2 separate regions of the Mus musculus genome follow, and region 2 is linked to region 1. Evidence: chromatin loops called from intact Hi-C (ENCODE). Cell type or tissue: heart. All regions are shown on one strand.

Region 1 (8,000 bases):
TTTGAGACAAGGTGTAGTTAATAAAGCTTGAGCTGGCCTTGAACCCATGACCCTCCAGCCTCTGCCTCCCAACGACTGGGATTACACATGCACTGTGCTGCAGCACTCTTGCTTTGCCTGCCCCTCACTCTTCAGCCCATTAAAAATCTTACTTCTACCCTAATATGTCTTCATTCCCCCCTCTTAAAATTATTTTAAAATAAAAATATTAGTCTGAAGCTGCATTAATTTATTGCTATTTAAGCTGTGTGGCAGCGATCTGTGCTTGTTCTTTCTCCTTCTCCCTCCAACCCCTATACCCAGGGTCTAAATGGGCTTGGTTGGCCTGAAACTCACAAAGATCTGCCTACCTATGCCTCTCTCTCTCTCTCTCTCTCTCTCTCTCTCTCTCTTCTTTTTCTTTTTTTAAAATTTTATTTATTTAATGTATGAGCGCTCCGATGCATATATATCTGCCTGCCTGAAGAGGGCATCAGATCCCCCCTATAGATGGCTGTGAGCCACCATGTGGTTGCTGGGGATTGAACTCAGAACCTCTGGAAGAGCAGCCAGTGCTTTTAGCCACTGAGCCATCTCACTAGCCCATTTGTTTGTTTCTTTGTTTGTTTGTTTTTAAATTTTGTAATTATATTTATGTACAGAAAACTTAGTGTACATTTAACCCAGTGTAGTGGCGAGTTCTTTAGCCTTTGCTTTTCCAGCTTGGCAATGCGAGCCACAGACTTAGGACCCAGGACGTTGCCTCCCTGTGGCGACGGATCTCATCATATCTGTCATTATAATTGGTCCTAATAGCTCCCACCAGCTTAGCCAAAACACCCTTGTCTTCCGAGTTACCCTGTGTGAAGGCAACAGTGGTGCATGTCTTCCTGTGGACCAGGCATCCCAGTCTGGCCTTTCCCTGGATGATGCAGTAGGGCACCCCCATCTTTCGACACAGGACAGGCAGGAAAACCACCAGCTCAGTGGGGTCTACGTCATGGGCAATCACCACCAGCTGAGCCTTCTTGTTCTTCACCAAGGTGGTGACTGTATTGACTCCTGCTAGGAGAACAGGTGGTCTCTTAGTTGGGACGTCGCCTTTGCCTGCAGCTTTCTTCTCAGCACGGGCCAGTAGCCTTTGCTTCTTCTCTTGCTTTGTCTCTGGCCTGTACCTGTGGGCAAGCTTAAGCAGCTGAGTAGCTGTTTGCCTGTCCAGCACCTGGGTGAACTTCTTAATGGCAGGAGGTGCTTTGAGACACTTATAGGGGATGGCTCTTTGCCACTGCAGCTTGATGTAGCCAGGCCATTTAACAAAGTGTATTAGATCTCTTTTGGGCTGGATATCCTGACCAATTCCAAAGTTCTTGGGCCTTTTCTCAAACAAAGGATTGACCACCTTTTTGGCGTCCTGTTTCTGGACGACAATGATGACGGCTAGGGCCGAGGACACCTTCTTCCCCGTGGCCTTCTTTTCTTTGGGCGTCTTGCTTGGCTGGTGGAGAGAGAAAGTGCCTCTGCCTCTTGAGTTCAAGAATTAAAGAAACACTCCTGCGAACCCAGCCTTTTAACTTAATTTTACTTAATAATAACGATGGTGATGATAATATTTATTACTGTGTCTCAAGAATGTTGGTTTCTTTAAAAGTCAAGTTATGTTATGTGCCTGTGTTTTTGTTAGTTTATTTAACCCCAGGTTTGGGATAAGAGGCTGCTTCACAGCAGGTGATTATGATTTGCCTCAGCACTAGCAGGGCAGTAATTTTTGCCAGCACAGATATTTTCATTTGGGAAACTCTGAAGAGGGTATACATGGGAGAGTCCCCAGAGGGCTGTGGCTGCTGCTGCTCCCCCTGCTCCCCCTGCTCCCCTGCTGCTCCCCCTGCTGCTCCCCCTGCCCTCTGCTGCTCCCCCTGCTCCCCTGCTGCTCCCCCTGCTGCTCCCCCTGCTGCTCCCCTGCTGCTTCCCTGTTGCTCCCCTGCTGCTCCCCCTGCTCCCCTGCTGCTCCCCCTGCTGCTCCCCCTGCTGCTCCCCTGCTGCTCCCTGCTCCCCTGCTGCTCCCCTGCTGCTCCTCCTGCTCCCCTGCTGCTCCCCTGCTGCTCCCCCTGCTGCTCCCCTGCTGTTCCCCTGCTGCTCCCCCTACTCCCCCTGCTGCTCCTCCTGCTCCCCTGCTGCTCCCCTGCTGCTCCCCTGCTGCTCCCCTGCTGCTCCCCCTACTCCCCCTGCTGCTCCTCCTGCTCCCCTGCTGCTCCCCTGCTGCTCCCCCTACTCCCCCTGCTGCTCCTCCTGCTCCCCTGCTGCTCCCCTGCTGCTCCCCTGCTGCTCCCCTGCTGCTCCTCCTGCTCCCCTGCTGCTCCCCTGCTGCTCCCCCTACTCCCCCTGCTGCTCCTCCTGCTCCCCTGCTGCTCCCCTGCTGCTCCTCCTGCTCCCCTGCTGCTCCCCTGCTGCTCCTCCTGCTCCCCTGCTGCTCCCCTGCTGCTCCCCTGCTGCTCCCCCTGCTGCTCCCCTGCTGCTCCCCTGCTGCTCCCCTGCTGCTCCCCCTGCTGCTCCTGGTTGCTTTTGTTGCAGTTTGTCTGGGGTCACAAGCAAAGAGAAGAGAAGTTGGAGATATCCTGACAAGGAGGACTGAACTCGCCCCAAGGAACTCAAGGCCTCTAGTCAGCAGGAAGTGGTCTAAACAGGTGCACACCTCCTTTCCCCTCTCACCTTCCTTCTCTCCTATCTGATGTTGGAAGGGATTAGCGTACAATAACTGTTTGGAAGGGAGGCAGAGAGATAAGAACCCAATAAAATAGCTAAATAATATGCCAACATTATTGTTGTTGTTGTTGTTTCTTTTTAAAATTAATATCTGTATATCTGTTTGCCTTCATATATGTCTGTGCACTATTTGTGTGCCTAGTGTCCTCAGAGGCCAGAAGAGGGTATACGGTCCCTCATAACTCAAGTTACAGAGGATTGAGAGCCACCAAGTGGAGGTGAAACAGAGTCCAGGAGCTGGATCCTCAGCAAGAGCAGCCTCTGCCCATAACTGTTGAGCCTCGTCTTCAGCCCTTTCATTTTTCCACCCAAGAAAAATGAAAAATGAAAGGCCTAGGGCAGCCACACAGTAAACCTCAGCAGAAGACCGGAGTTCAGTTCCCAGAATCTATACAGAGCCGCTCACAACCACCTCTAACTCCAGCTCCTGAGACCTAGTGCCCTCTTCTAACCTGAGGGCACCCACACATCCGTGAACACAGATAAAAAGCTTTAAAATCTTTAAGAATAAATAAATAAATAGATAGATATTTTAAAAACAAAACTCCTAATGACAGAGCTTCTTGCCTCACCTGTTTCCTCTACCCCCAGAGGCTCTGTCACCTACCTAGGCATCAACTGGGCACAGCCCAGACTTATCTGAGGACATAACATGAGGGGAATTGCCTCATTCAATTGGCCTGTGGCACATCTGTGGGAGTAGCTCAATTGGTAGGGTACTCAACATCCTGGCCATTGTCTCCAGCACCACACAGACCTGGCACAATGGAGCACATCTGCAGTCCCAGTATGGGCAGGTAGTGGCAGGTGATCAGGAGTTCAAGGTCACTCTTGGCTACGTCACGAGTACCAGACCAACATGCACTACTTCTCAAAGAATGGTAGGGTGGAGGGGCAGGAGCACTCACTGGACACTCTTGCCGAGGACCCAAGTTCAAGTATTCCTAGCATCCAGATGGTAGTTCACAAGCATTTGTGCATGGAGCCTTATCTGTGTATGTTCGTGAGTGTGTGTGTGTACCATTTCCTGCTGAGCCATGTCTCTGGCCCTGACTTCATTTCCTAGGGTAGGAAACTGAGGCTTACACGGGACCAGGAGGGGCTCACACTGACACACCTAGCCCTGGTCTTGTGGCTTCGATTGTTTCTTCTCTGGGATAGTAAACACTGCCAACTTTCCTTTCACTGGGTGCTCGGGAAGGCAAGGCAGAAGAAAACAGTGGAGTGGCCCCCAAAGTGGGACAGGCAGGGTACATTTCACAGGACATTTTCACTCTCTGGTGGGAACAGCGGGACACAGAAGAAGCCTCATGGACTCCAAGTTTCTTTTCCCACACTCGTTGGCAGCCTTGGGTTTGTTATCCTTGCGACAATGCCACTGTCCTCATGAAACCTGGTGACGTTGGCTGAGCAAATACTACCTCCGATATTGACTCAAAACGTGTACAGGGGCTCAAAGTTCAAGTTCAGTGGGGCCTGAGGCTTGGAGGAGGAGGGGAAAACACTGCCTCCTGTGATTACAACATTCTTTAGTATGAAGTAGAGTTCCCTCAAAACTAGGTCTCATAGCCAAGTCCCCAAACGTCTTAAGCACTTTGGATAGATATCTATTGAGTCCTGCCAACCGGAAAGGAGGCTAGAGAGAATGACCATGGAGCAGCCATCCTCTTGGCAAAACAGTGGGGGCTGTGAAAATTCCCTGTCACATATATTAGGTGGGATAGTTAGGGTTGGGATGTTGTTTGGCCTTCTACACATAAGACCTTGGCTTCCAGCTCTAGTACTGAAAAAAAAACCAAACCAAAACAAAACAAAACAAACAAACAAACAAACAAAAAAACGAGGGCTGTGGTAGCTCCGTGGCAGAGCACCTGACTAGCATGCATGCAACCCTACGATTAATCAGCTTATCTTATTCTTTCCATTGTCCTCAAACTTGATATGTGGCCAAGGACAATTTGAACTTCTTGCTGGGATCACAAGTGTGCATCATTATACCCTCTTTATGTGGTGTGGGGGATGGGATCTAGGACTTCATGCCTGCTAGACAAGCGCTGTAATACTGAGCCACATCCCCAGTTGTGGTTTGTTTTTTAGATTAAAAATAATGTGTATGGGAATGTATGAACATATAAATGCAGGTGCCCATGATGGCCAGAAGGGGGAGCAAGATCCCCAGGAGCTGGAGTTATAGGTGTTTGTGAACATTGAGACTTGGATGCCGGGAACCAAACTGTGGTCTTGGGCAAGAGTAGTATTCGTACTTAGTTACTGAGCAATTTCCTCCAACTCTGTTTTTGTTTTGTTTTGTTTTGTTTTGTTTTGGTTTGGTTTGGTTTGGTTTGGTTTGGTTTGGTTTGGTTTGGTTTGGTTTTTGAGACAGGCTCACGCTGTAACCCAGGCTGGTCTCCAACTCATATATGATCCTCCTGCCTCAGTCTCCCAAGTAATGAAATTACAGATGTGAGCCACCACACAGGGCAAACGTATCCATCGTGAGCAGCTGGCACAGTCTATGGGATTGAAACTGAGAAAGAATGTGAAAAATAAACAGGCGAGCTTGAGAAAGGTTATTCTAGCCTTGGTGCCAGTTCCTGGTATATTTTCAGCGCTCAGGGAGTTTAGGTTAATGCCCCAAGCTTCCCCATCCCCACCCCGAGGGGCGAGGGGGAGGTTAAGCTCTTTATTAATAGCCACTCCGGGAGCTACAGTCCTTGGGAAAAGGGCTATGGTGAGGGTAGAGGAAGGAAAATGAGGTCCCCACAGGATAAAACCAGGTGCAGGCGGCTCTGGCTCATTATGGTGCCTCCCCAAGGCACGAGGTGTCTGAGAGTTCCTTCTGATGTTGTCTCCGCCCCTGCTCCTGTCCCTCCTGGCCGGCAGGGAGGGCCTGCTGTCAAGGCCGCTGAGCCTCCTGGACAGACAGGGCACAGGGCCAATCCAGAGGGACGCAAAGCAGGACGCCAAGAAAAGAGGAAGTGTCCTTGGGGAGGGGACCGGTTAGGACTGGGGTTCTAGGGAGAGAAGGAAGGGCATTTAAGGTGAGTCCAACAGTCCAGGACTTAAAAGGAGCCTTAAGTAGGGGGCAGCAAGAGGTGACACTAGAGCCATCGAGGCCGATGAGGCCCGGGGGACAGCAGAAAGTGTTTCCAGATAGCACCTCTGCAGTGCCAGCCACATGTCACACTGGTCTCTGCTTCCACGCTCAGGAACAGGTGCTCAGATAAGGATGCTTAAGAAGATGGAAGGCGTTTGGGTGTGTCAGAACAATGAAGGCAAGTGAAAGACCCCGATTCTCTATGAGTCCCTTCACATAAACTAAAAATCTCAAAGTTACACCCAACAATCGCCTGTCCTTTTAAATAATAGAGGTGTAGGGGGAGATGAGATACAGCAACAGTTAACTACAGTTGGGGGCGGGATCAAGGGGAACTTTCATTTTCTCTATGGAACCCTTCCACGGCAAGGCAGAGAAAGATGGAGGCAAACAGGGCTCTTCCATGACCAGGCGTGCTTGACCTCAGAGCTGCGACTCTTCCTTCTTCAGCGCATTTATGGAGAGCTTGCTACACGCAGGGCCTGGAGCTGCAGCCTGGGAGGGCGCCCCATCTGGCGGGTAGAGTGCTTTGCCATGTCTGGCCCGACTTCTCTACACCCTGTTCACAACTCACCCTGCAACCTTCGTTCCCCGTGTGCTGCCAGCGATCCCCCTCCAGAAGCCACTCTGTCCGAGGTTCCAATCACTCCCCTATTGACACCTATTCGTTCTCAGCGTTCAAAGAGTACTTCGATTCCGTTGCTTTTGGGCGCAGAGACTTGAATCCAGGACCTTACACAGGCAAGGAATGCACGGCATTGTGAGCTACCCACACACCCTAATTGTTCCGCAGATGAGGGTTCCCCCGCCCCCTGACGATTTTATCCCAGGGAGACTATGAGTGTGTTGGCCTCTGGCGCCAACCTGCCCCCGGATGTCAAACATCTGTTCTCAAACTTGGAACCTGAGCTTACTTCTTCATTCTCTGATGTTAGACAAGCCGTTCTTCCCAACACCACCCCAAGCGTCCCACTCCCCTTTTTTAAAAAAAAAAATAATCAACCAAACAACCAAACAAACCAAAAGTCTGGAGCAAAATCAGCATAACTCCCGCAGGGTTGCAGAGAAGTTTACGGGCGGATTAGTGTAAACCGCGAGTGTAAGCCAAGTATGGTGCAAAGAGCTGTTTTGGACATGGCTTTAATGAGTTGGTCCCTTTTGTATATGAAGAAACTGAGGCTCTCAGGGTAAGGAATGTTGTCCTAGGTCTGCCGTTGGCAAGCTCGGGACTTAGCCTCAGTTTCCTTACTGACCTCCTCCCCGCAGCCCCGCCCCGTCCAGGCCCCGCCCCGTCCTGCCCGCGCTGCAGCCCAGCTGGGCTCAGCCAATCACCCGCGGCGCGCGTCGGTGAGCCTGGCCTCGCCCGCCCCGGCCCGGACTCCGCTCGCTCATTCCGCCGCCGCCGTCTGCAGACTCGGTAAGACACCGCGAGGGCAGCGCTGCGGCACCGCCCTGGGCTGGGCGCGCGGGTGTCATTCTTAAGAGTGTGGAGGGAGACCCAGACTGTGCCCGTAGGGTACGCGTGAGCCGCGCATTGGAGAAGCAGAGGGCACTCCCTCCCCCGCGCAGTGACGGATCTGGGGGATCCCGGGACGGGAGGAAAGATGCTTGGTCCCCAGACTGGGCAAAATGCCTCCACTCGGGACGCGTGGGACCTCGGCTCGTGGTGTCCCGCCCCACGGTGGATTCACTCACCGCGTGGGTTTGGGGTCTTCATTGCTCTGTGAAAGATGCTTATGATTAGGCGTGACTCCTTGGTCCCTGACCAGTAGGAGTGTCAACTCCCTTTCTGACCCCTGCTCACTCCCCACTCCGCGGGTGGCTTGGGGCCAGTGTGGACGCCGAGCGTTCTCCAGGCTCTTTCCACCCGCTACTCTGCAGGTGGATTGGTTCTCGGGGTCCGTGAGGGTCGGGCTCGGCAGTAGGAAGGATGCTCGCACAGGGGACTTGGCAGGTGGCCGGTGCCCTCTCTTCGTGCGGGTCCCTGCAGTATAGCCTTCGGGACACACCCTTGGCGCAGAGACTTAAGTGTTTTGCACCCCTCACCGCGGTTTTGCCCGGGGTTCAAGGGCAGGTGGGTGTCAGAGACTGCCCAAGGTCGCGCCGGGACCAGAGCCCGGGAGGGTGGGGGCGTCACGTGACCTGGCCTGAGCGAACTTGGCCT
Region 2 (8,000 bases), 370 kb after region 1:
ACCCAGGAGGCTGAGGCAGGGGGAATCACTTGAGCCCAGGAGTTCAAGGCCAGCCTAGGCAACACAGAAAGATACCATCACTCCTACCACCCTCCAAAAGTGCCCAGAACAGGCAGATCCCAGACACAAAACAAAAACTGTAGTAAAGAGATGGGAAACCACTGTTCAATAAAAATGGGGTTTGCTTTGGAACAATGAAAAGGTTTTATAATAATGACTGTAATCCACATAAGTCCAGTGCCTGGGCCCGGCATGCTTGGGAGAGCTGTTAACTCCTAGGTGTAAGCTCCAACCCCAACATTTGTAAGATTTGCTTTTATTTCATGTGTATGCACAGTTTACCTATTTATGTGCCACAGAGGGGTGATGGGGTGATGGATCACCTGGGACTGAAGCTACAAATGGTTGTGAGCTGCCACGTGCATGCTGGGAACTGAACCCTGGTCCTCTAATAAGACCAGGTTAAGTGTTTTTAACCACTAAGCCATCTCTCCAGGACCTTTAATCCCAATTTTTAATTTTTATTTCTTGGTTGATGGGAGAGGGCTGACCTTGAGCTGGGGCCCCTCCGGCCTCCACCTCGTGAATCTTAGATGACAGTGAACCCAGCTGCTGCTCCCATAGTTTCTGCTCTGGCGGAGGACCTGAGTGTGGTCCCAGCATGTACCTGGGCACCTCACAATGGCTTGTACTTCTAGTTCCAGGGGATCGATGCCCTCTTCTGAACCCCAGTGGTAAACTGCACTCACACACGTGCACACATAACTTAAAATACAAACAAGTCTTTTAAAAAAAAAAATCAGTTCCAGAGCCAAGTATGGTGGCACACATCTTTAATCCCAGTGCTCGAGAGGCAGAGGCAGAGGCAGGAAGATCTTTGTGAGTAGTTCAAGGTCACCCTAGTCTACACATCTAGTTTCAAGCCGAACACAGTTACTGTCAACTCTGTTCTCAAATTTTAAAAAAGTAACCAATAGTAGTAGTAATAAAAGTAATAATAATAATAACCCCAGCTCCACACTGTTCACCTCAGACTCCCTGACTGACTCCAGGTTGCGTGTCCTCCCGTCCTTGTTCAATCTCCCCAGAGGCTTCCTAGCCTCTAGGTCACACAGCACAAGCTGACCTCTCACAGTAGACTGGAACCTCTCTGGTCTATGTGCCCAGGATTCATTTCGCCCATAGCCCCTGTCCCCAACATGCCCATCCCCATGACACCAGGCACAGAGACTGTCTGTATGCCACACTGTCCTTAGAAAGCCTAACCTGGCACCAGTCACCAGAAAAACGGGTACATAATGGCAGCCATGACTCCATTAAGAAGTCACTAAATTAGTGGCAGAAAGGATTTTCATGACCATGTTGCTAAGGGGAGAAGCAAGATGGAGTCATCTGCCTACCTCCCCACATTAAGTGGCAAGGCTGGCACTCGGCTGTGGGCCCCAGGGCCCTGCCCATGTGGCATTATTTCCCCATCCTCATCTGTGGCTGCAGAGGTAAAGCCATCAGCCACTTGGTAGCCAAGATCACAACACAGAAGAAAAGCCCAGACCTGAGAAGACAGCTCAGCTGGGAAAGTGTGTGCTATCAAGCGGGACACACACCCAGTACTCAGGTAAAGAGCCAGTCACAGAGGTTTATCAATCAGTGAGACCCAAGTTCCAGTGAGAGACCTTGTCTCAAAGAACAAGGTAGATGGTTCTTGAGAAGCACTTCCCCGGGTTGACCTTTAATTTCCATATGCACATGACGACTCCTGAGGAAAACCACTGAAGGCTGACCTCTGACCTTTACATGCACAGGCATGCACACATATGAACATACAAAAAGGAAAAAAAAAAAACCCAAACCATGTAACAACAGCTCCAGAATTCCCAGGCCAGATCAAAGGCCATGACACACAACTGTCCTCAAAGCTCTGCCACCACTACCCCAGACCTGGGCTGCATGTACCAAATGCTTCCCACCGAACGATATAAGAGAAGAGAGGACTCAGCACAGAGAGGCTATGTAAGCCTCCCAAAGACAAACAGCAACTGGACATGAAAACCCTATAGAGCTGGGTGGTGGTAGCCCATGCCTTTAATCCATCACTCAGGAAGCACAGGCAGGTGGATCTTTGTGTTGGAGGCCAGCCTGGTCTACAAAGGGAGTTCCAAGACAACTAGAGCTACACAGAGAAACTATGCCTCAAAAACAAAACAAAACACCTTGGTCAGATGATCACCTCCTGCTCCAACCCTGGGGCACCCACTTGCAAAGCAGGTGACAGAGTCCTCACCTGGCTGTACCCCACCCCCACACCCCTGTGCAAATTCTGCTAGATGCCTGAGTAATGACACTGTGTAGTCAAAATAAAAAGGGTTCCAACTATGTTGGGGCCAGGAGGTGGCTTTCCCCAGAGAAGCTTAGGACAAACAGGTTGCCTGGGTAATTTCTTGCACAGAGGGGACTCTGCTCAGCATTTAACCCAATATAACCCAACATGTGCTGGCTGGGCCCTCCCAGGGGTAGACAGCCCACAACTGCAGGAACCTCCTCCAGGGGGCCAGACAGGCTAGGCTGGTCCAGGGACAAGTGAGTGCTTTAGGCGGTGAGAAGGAAAGCCTAGGGCTTCCAGAATGGGGAATTCAGGGACCACTAGAACAAAGGCTTTTCTGTGGGCTCACAGCTTCAATTTGCAACAGGAAGCAATCAGGAAAAATAATTAGCTGCCCACTCACTCCCTTCTCTCCAGACTCCCAAAGCAAGAATCTCAGACAGACATTTGGGGGTCGCACAGCCAAAAACACTCAAATAAGAGCTTCAGGAAGATTCTTCTCTTTGCTTCCATTTTAGGCCTGGACTACCCCATCAGCTGGTACTCCTGGGGCCTGGCTTCCTAATGTTAAAATAATCGACTCTATTTTTGCCGCACACACCACCAAACTATAAAGATGTTCAATTTGGGATACCAGATGACAGGCTAGGGGATCCCAGAGTAATGTCAATCCTACCTAGGACAGGAAAGTCGGCTTACAAACCCCACCTTTAAAACAAATAGCTGCCCCATACCCCTTCTGCAGTCACGACCCAGGCATTTCCGGGAAGAGTAGAACTGGCCTGGACTTCCCACAGCCTGTCACAGTTTTGTCTTCGCCTTGTTTTGCTAACACCAGAGATGGCCTGAAAATGTAAACATGATCCCGAGGGAGACAAATTTAGGGGGAGACTCCCCAAGAGCCCTCTGGCTGAGCTTGAGAGCTCCAAGACTGGATGAAGCCAGCTCCCCTCGACCCCTCCCCCCAAACATAGGTGGAAGAGACTGCAGCCCAGGGAATCTGAGCACAGAGCCAGGCCCAGCCACCTCCCTCAAGTGTCTACCCTGGAAATACACAGGGGGACAGCTGTTCGCCTTAATAAGGCCCAGACAAAGGGACCTGAGGTTGTCCCCTACCCCGCCCCAAACTGCCATCACCACCACCCGGGAGTTCAAGAGTATCTGCCGGACCCTTGGACAGCCACACTCCAGAAAAACAAAACACAAACACCCGAAAACAATGATTTAGGTGGCAAGAGCCTTGCTTTAAAAACCACATGGCAATCTCCGAATTAAAAGAACATGTGTAGCGTTTCCAACTGCTTCGTTTCTCGAGAGTCCTCCTGACCTCAGCTCCACCCCTCAGGACACACCAAAAAAAAGTTAGAAAGTTCCCGAGCGGGCCACTTCCCTAAAGGTGGGTCCAACTGAGGCAGAACCATACCTCCCCACACCAAGGCACCCACGCAACCGATCTCGGGGCTGGGCACTGGTCAGCGGGGCTGGGTGCCTGGCCACCGCTTGGGGGCCCGAGCGGTCAGATGGGTCACTGGGGTCACGGGGACACCTGGCAGGTGTCAGTCGGTTTGGAAGGCTGACAGCCCACGCAGGTCAAAGCGACAGCAGCCCAGGGCCAGGCCGCCCCGCGCAGGGCTCTCCGAACTTCCTAGCTAGCAACTTCTGGCACTTCCCAGGGCTCGGTAGGCCGGCCGCCGCAAGCAGGCTCGCGAAAAGTTTTCCCAGTAGTTCGCGATAGGCCAGGCCTGTCCCGGGCCATCGCGATGCCCGTGGGCGCACTCCTGAGCGCGCCCGGCGTCCCGAGCCTTGGGCAGGTGAGGGCCCGCCCGCGCCGCACCTGGCGGGCTCGGTCCCCAGGGAGGGGCCCCGGCGGGAGAGACAAAGGGCCCGCGCGAGGTCCCCCGGCGCGTGGTCCCCCGGAGCGCGCTCCAACTCGTCCGCAACTTGCAAAGTGGCTGCTTGCGGCCCCGGCCATTGTCCCCCGCGCCCACCTTACCCGCGGCGGGGACCAAGCTGCAGTACAGCACCAGCAGCAGCAGCGGCGGCGGCGGCGGCGGAGGGGCCCGGGTCGGCGCCGTTTCCATGTCGTCCGGCGGCCGGGAGCGCCGCGCGCTCACTCGGGCTCCATGGCGCGCGCGGCGGCGGTGGATCCTCGCGGCTCCCGGCGCCTCTTGCTCCCGCCTCGGGCGCCGCGGCCCAAGACGACGCGGGAGGAGGGAGCGGAAGCCGAGCCGGTCTCCGCCCCCCGCGCCGCCCGCGCCCCCCGCCAAGCCGCGCCCTCCTGCGGGCGCCCGGGAGCCGGGCAGGCGGGTCTCTCCGGGCCCGCGACAGGAGAGGCCGGGCAAGCAGGTGGGTCACCTGCCAAGTCTCTGTACTGACAGGTGAGGAAACTGAGGCACGTGGAAGCATGACCCACACAGTCAGGAGGCCTCAGGGCTGGAAGCCAAAGGTCTCCGAAGCCAGCTTTGGGCTCTTTCACCACAACTGTAGCCACCTGGCCCAGAGACATACCGCCCCACTTGGGATGCACGCGGGAACAGGCGCAAAAGCGGATACTGCTGGAGGAACTGGGGGCTTTTACTTTTAGATTTACTTTTTGTTGTATGTGTATGAGTGTTTGCACGCATGTATGTGCACCACATGCGGGAAGGAAACCAGAATAGGGTGTGGGGGTCCCCTGGGACTGGAGTTAGAGGTGTGAGCCACCAGGTGACTGCAGGGAACCAAACCCAGGTCTCTAAAAGAGCAGTAAGTGCTTCTAACTGCTGAGCCTTCTCTCTCCGGCAGTGCTTTCTAGAACCTCACACCTTGGGCAGGCAGGTGTAGGTGAAATCATTTCATGTCCTTAGAAAGTAAGCTAATGGCAGTGTCCACCTTGCAAGGTAGAGAGGAAGGACAGAAGCTGAGGTGGTCAGGAGGGTGCCTCTGCCCTCCTGTGGTTTATGCTAGGAAGAGACAAAAATAAGAGCCCAAACAAAGGAGTGAGTAGCCGGGAAAGTGACATGGCGCTCAAGTGTGTATGACTTTACTTATAAGTCTGACATGGTGTCCAGCCTCGGGAGATTGAGGCAGGAGGCTTGCCATGAGTTTGAGGCCAGCCTGGGCTACCTGCGAGACCCTGTTTAAAAAGAGTTGATAGAGCCCTTGGTTCCCTAGTGTGCACAGCTCTCCCAGCGCTGCATAAACCGGACCTGATAAACAGAAGGAGCAAAAGGCAGGTCAAGGCTGGCCAGCAAGATGGCTCCCGTTGACCTAAGTTCAACCCTAGGATCGCAGAAGAAAAGAGAACTGACTCCCCAAACTTGTCTTCTAATAGGAAAACATGAAGACCAGGGACCAGCTAGTAGGGGGAGGGGACCCACACCAGGGTTCCAAGGGTCAGGGCAGAGATTTCAATGCGGAAGCAGGCCAGTGGTTCAGGAAGAGCAGTCTCCTGGGGTGGCTGTATCCAGTCTCTGACCGGAAGAGGAGTCAGGAGGTCTCAGGGGCAGTCAGGGGACTGGGGACTAGAGCAGCTAGTGTCCTTGCTGGTTCCTTCTCACCCAAGCCCAACCCCCATCCCCCCTCCACCTTCAACACAGAGCCAAGAGCACAACCCCCTTCTCTAGCCCCACTCTCACCCATCCCCCAAGGCCTTCCTCTTTCAGCCTTGATTTTTCTGAGGCCTCCTCTCCCTGCAGCCAGGGAGCTTGTTAAATAAGCCAGACCTCACCACTCCTCCCACCGGTCAGAGAGGAAGCTGAAGCCTTGGGCTCACACGGCCTGGCCTAGCCACACCTCCGTTACTTCTCAACTCCATCTTATGGGCTGCAACTGTAATGGCCCCTTGCAGAGATGGGCACTGTCTTGCCTGGGGGAGGGCCTCATTGCTGGGACTCTTATCCCACTTAGTTCTTGAAAACCATACTGCCTCTCCACTCTCTAAGCCGCCCTAGCTGACAGTTCCTATCACCTAGCAGGGTGTATGTTTGCTTTCTTTTCCTTCCATTACAGCAGAAATGCCAAGATTTGTCTGTTTTGTTTTCTGTGTCTAGGCCAGGACCCAGCACATAGTAGGTGCCCAATTAAAAAAAAAAAAAAAATTAGGCGGGGCATGGTGGCTCACGCCTTTAATCCCAGCACTCAGGAGGCAAAGGCAGGCAGATTTCTGAGTTCGAGGCCAGCCTGGTCTACAAAGTGAGTTCCAGGACAGCCAGGGCTACACAGAGAAGCCCTGTCTCCAAAAACAAAAACAAAAACAAAAAAAAATTTGTTAAATGAGCAACAGAAGTAAAGATCTGATTTTCTTTCATTAAGGAAGCACCCTGAGTGCTGGACAGGGCTGAGACTGTGAAAAGGGAAGAAATGCTGGCCCACGTGGGAAGAGGTGGTACAGAGGGAGAGCCTTAATACCAGACAGGATGGGAAACGGCACCTTCACCTCACCCTGGGCTGAGCTGCTCTAAACCTTGGGTCAGTCTCCATCCTACCTCCAAGCCCAAGCGCCAGACTGCAGACTCCCTCGGAGCTGACCTTCCTTCCATTCCATCTTGTACTCTACAGCACCAGCAGAATCCCCTGGAGTTCACAGCCTCTGTCCCACCGCGTGCTTCAGGCTCCCAAGGACCAGCCTGTCCTCTCTGGTGAGCACTAGCCCTGCACAGAAGTCACATTAAGCCCAAGCCTGGGCACCCACACACTTGCCCTATTTTCTTTTTTTTTTTTTTTTTAAAGATTTATTTATTATTATATGTAAGTACACTGTAGCTGTCCTCAGACACACCAGAAGAGGGAGTCAGATCTTGTTACAGATGGTTGTGAGCCACCATGTGGTTGCTGGGATTTGAACCCTGGACCTTCGGAAGAGCAGTCGGGTGCTCTTACCCACTGAGCCATCTCACCAGCCCCTTGCCCTATTTTCTGTCCATTGTTTCTGACCCACAGACTGCAAGTCTCTAGGAACAGCACGAGGATGGCAGGTCTCTAGGATGTCAGCAGAGGCATCTGAGGTGCAGGTGGGGAGCCCTAGATGGGGAGGCTAGCTATAGAGAACAGAAGGGGAACACTGGGGTGCTTCATAGTTCATAGCTGCGTTCCAAATTTGAAAATGGCATACCAGTGAGATGGCTCAGATGGTGGGTACTTGCCACCAGGCCTGATGGATGACCTGTAGTAGGGGAAGAAGACTGATCCACACAGGTTGTCCTCTGACTGCCATATGGATACCACTGCATCAGCACACACTGTTGTGGGACAAAATATTTCCTGGAGAGATACAACACACATCTACTCAACCCAGACAGGGAGCCCACAACAGACCAAGGCACAGATACCACCAAAGTCCAACTTGGTAAGCCATGAGTTTTATTGGGGTTACTTGGAAGAATATGGGTGAGGGGTTACTTATCGGAGCAGAAATGACTCAAAGACAGCTGCATCCCGGAGGCCCACCCCAGCATGGGTGACAGCTCACAACGCTGGGAACTTGTAGCACACTGCACAGCCTGCAGGCAGCTCAACAGGCTGGAGAGTGTCCTCCTCAGTGTCTCAGTTGGTCTAAAGCTCTTCCAGATAGCTCAGCTGGTTTCTGCTTCTTCTAGACGGCTGTGTGGTCTGAGTCTTCTTTGCAGGTTGGCCCTGCTCCTCTGTGACAGACTCTCAGCCTTTATTGCATATTGTGGCAGAGAGGGACCAAGTGAATCTG

What was found. Hi-C counts contacts between places; a loop is a spot of excess contacts. Peaks named below come from ENCODE experiments on the same cell type or tissue, not always from the same donor. Only the 100,000 strongest peaks of a DNase experiment are listed, where the experiment ranks them.
Region 2: it touches region 1 in a loop (2.7-fold over the local background); 1 of 42 quality-filtered maps calls a loop at or near these places.

Annotation. Positions count from the first base shown.
Region 1 is chr19:3,316,122-3,324,121 of GRCm38, forward strand. It overlaps Cpt1a (carnitine palmitoyltransferase 1a, liver), which reads left to right and starts at 7,180. Exons shown (of 19, transcript NM_013495.2): 1 at 7,180-7,253. In heart, CTCF peaks have their summits at 481 (motif pointing right), 4,899 (motif pointing right), 5,611 and 6,347; DNase peaks (open chromatin) are centred at 5,670, 6,640, 7,280, 7,940 and 1 weaker place; H3K4me3 peaks cover 2,815 bases; H3K27ac peaks cover 2,720 bases.
Region 2 is chr19:3,682,042-3,690,041 of GRCm38, forward strand. Lrp5 (low density lipoprotein receptor-related protein 5) reads right to left here and starts at 4,523. Exons shown (of 23, transcript NM_008513.3): 1 at 4,314-4,523. The coding sequence starts at 4,401. Gm36672 (a long non-coding RNA gene) reads left to right here and starts at 4,509. Exons shown (of 4, transcript XR_388279.4): 1 at 4,509-4,698; 2 at 6,614-6,769; 3 at 6,860-6,939. It overlaps Gm36608 (predicted gene, 36608), which reads right to left. Exons shown (of 3, transcript NR_167751.1): 3 at 7,643-7,959. In heart, CTCF peaks have their summits at 2,508, 3,826, 4,618 and 5,247 (motif pointing left); DNase peaks (open chromatin) are centred at 3,280, 3,770, 4,640, 5,800 and 2 weaker places; H3K4me3 peaks cover 2,846 bases; H3K27ac peaks cover 4,204 bases.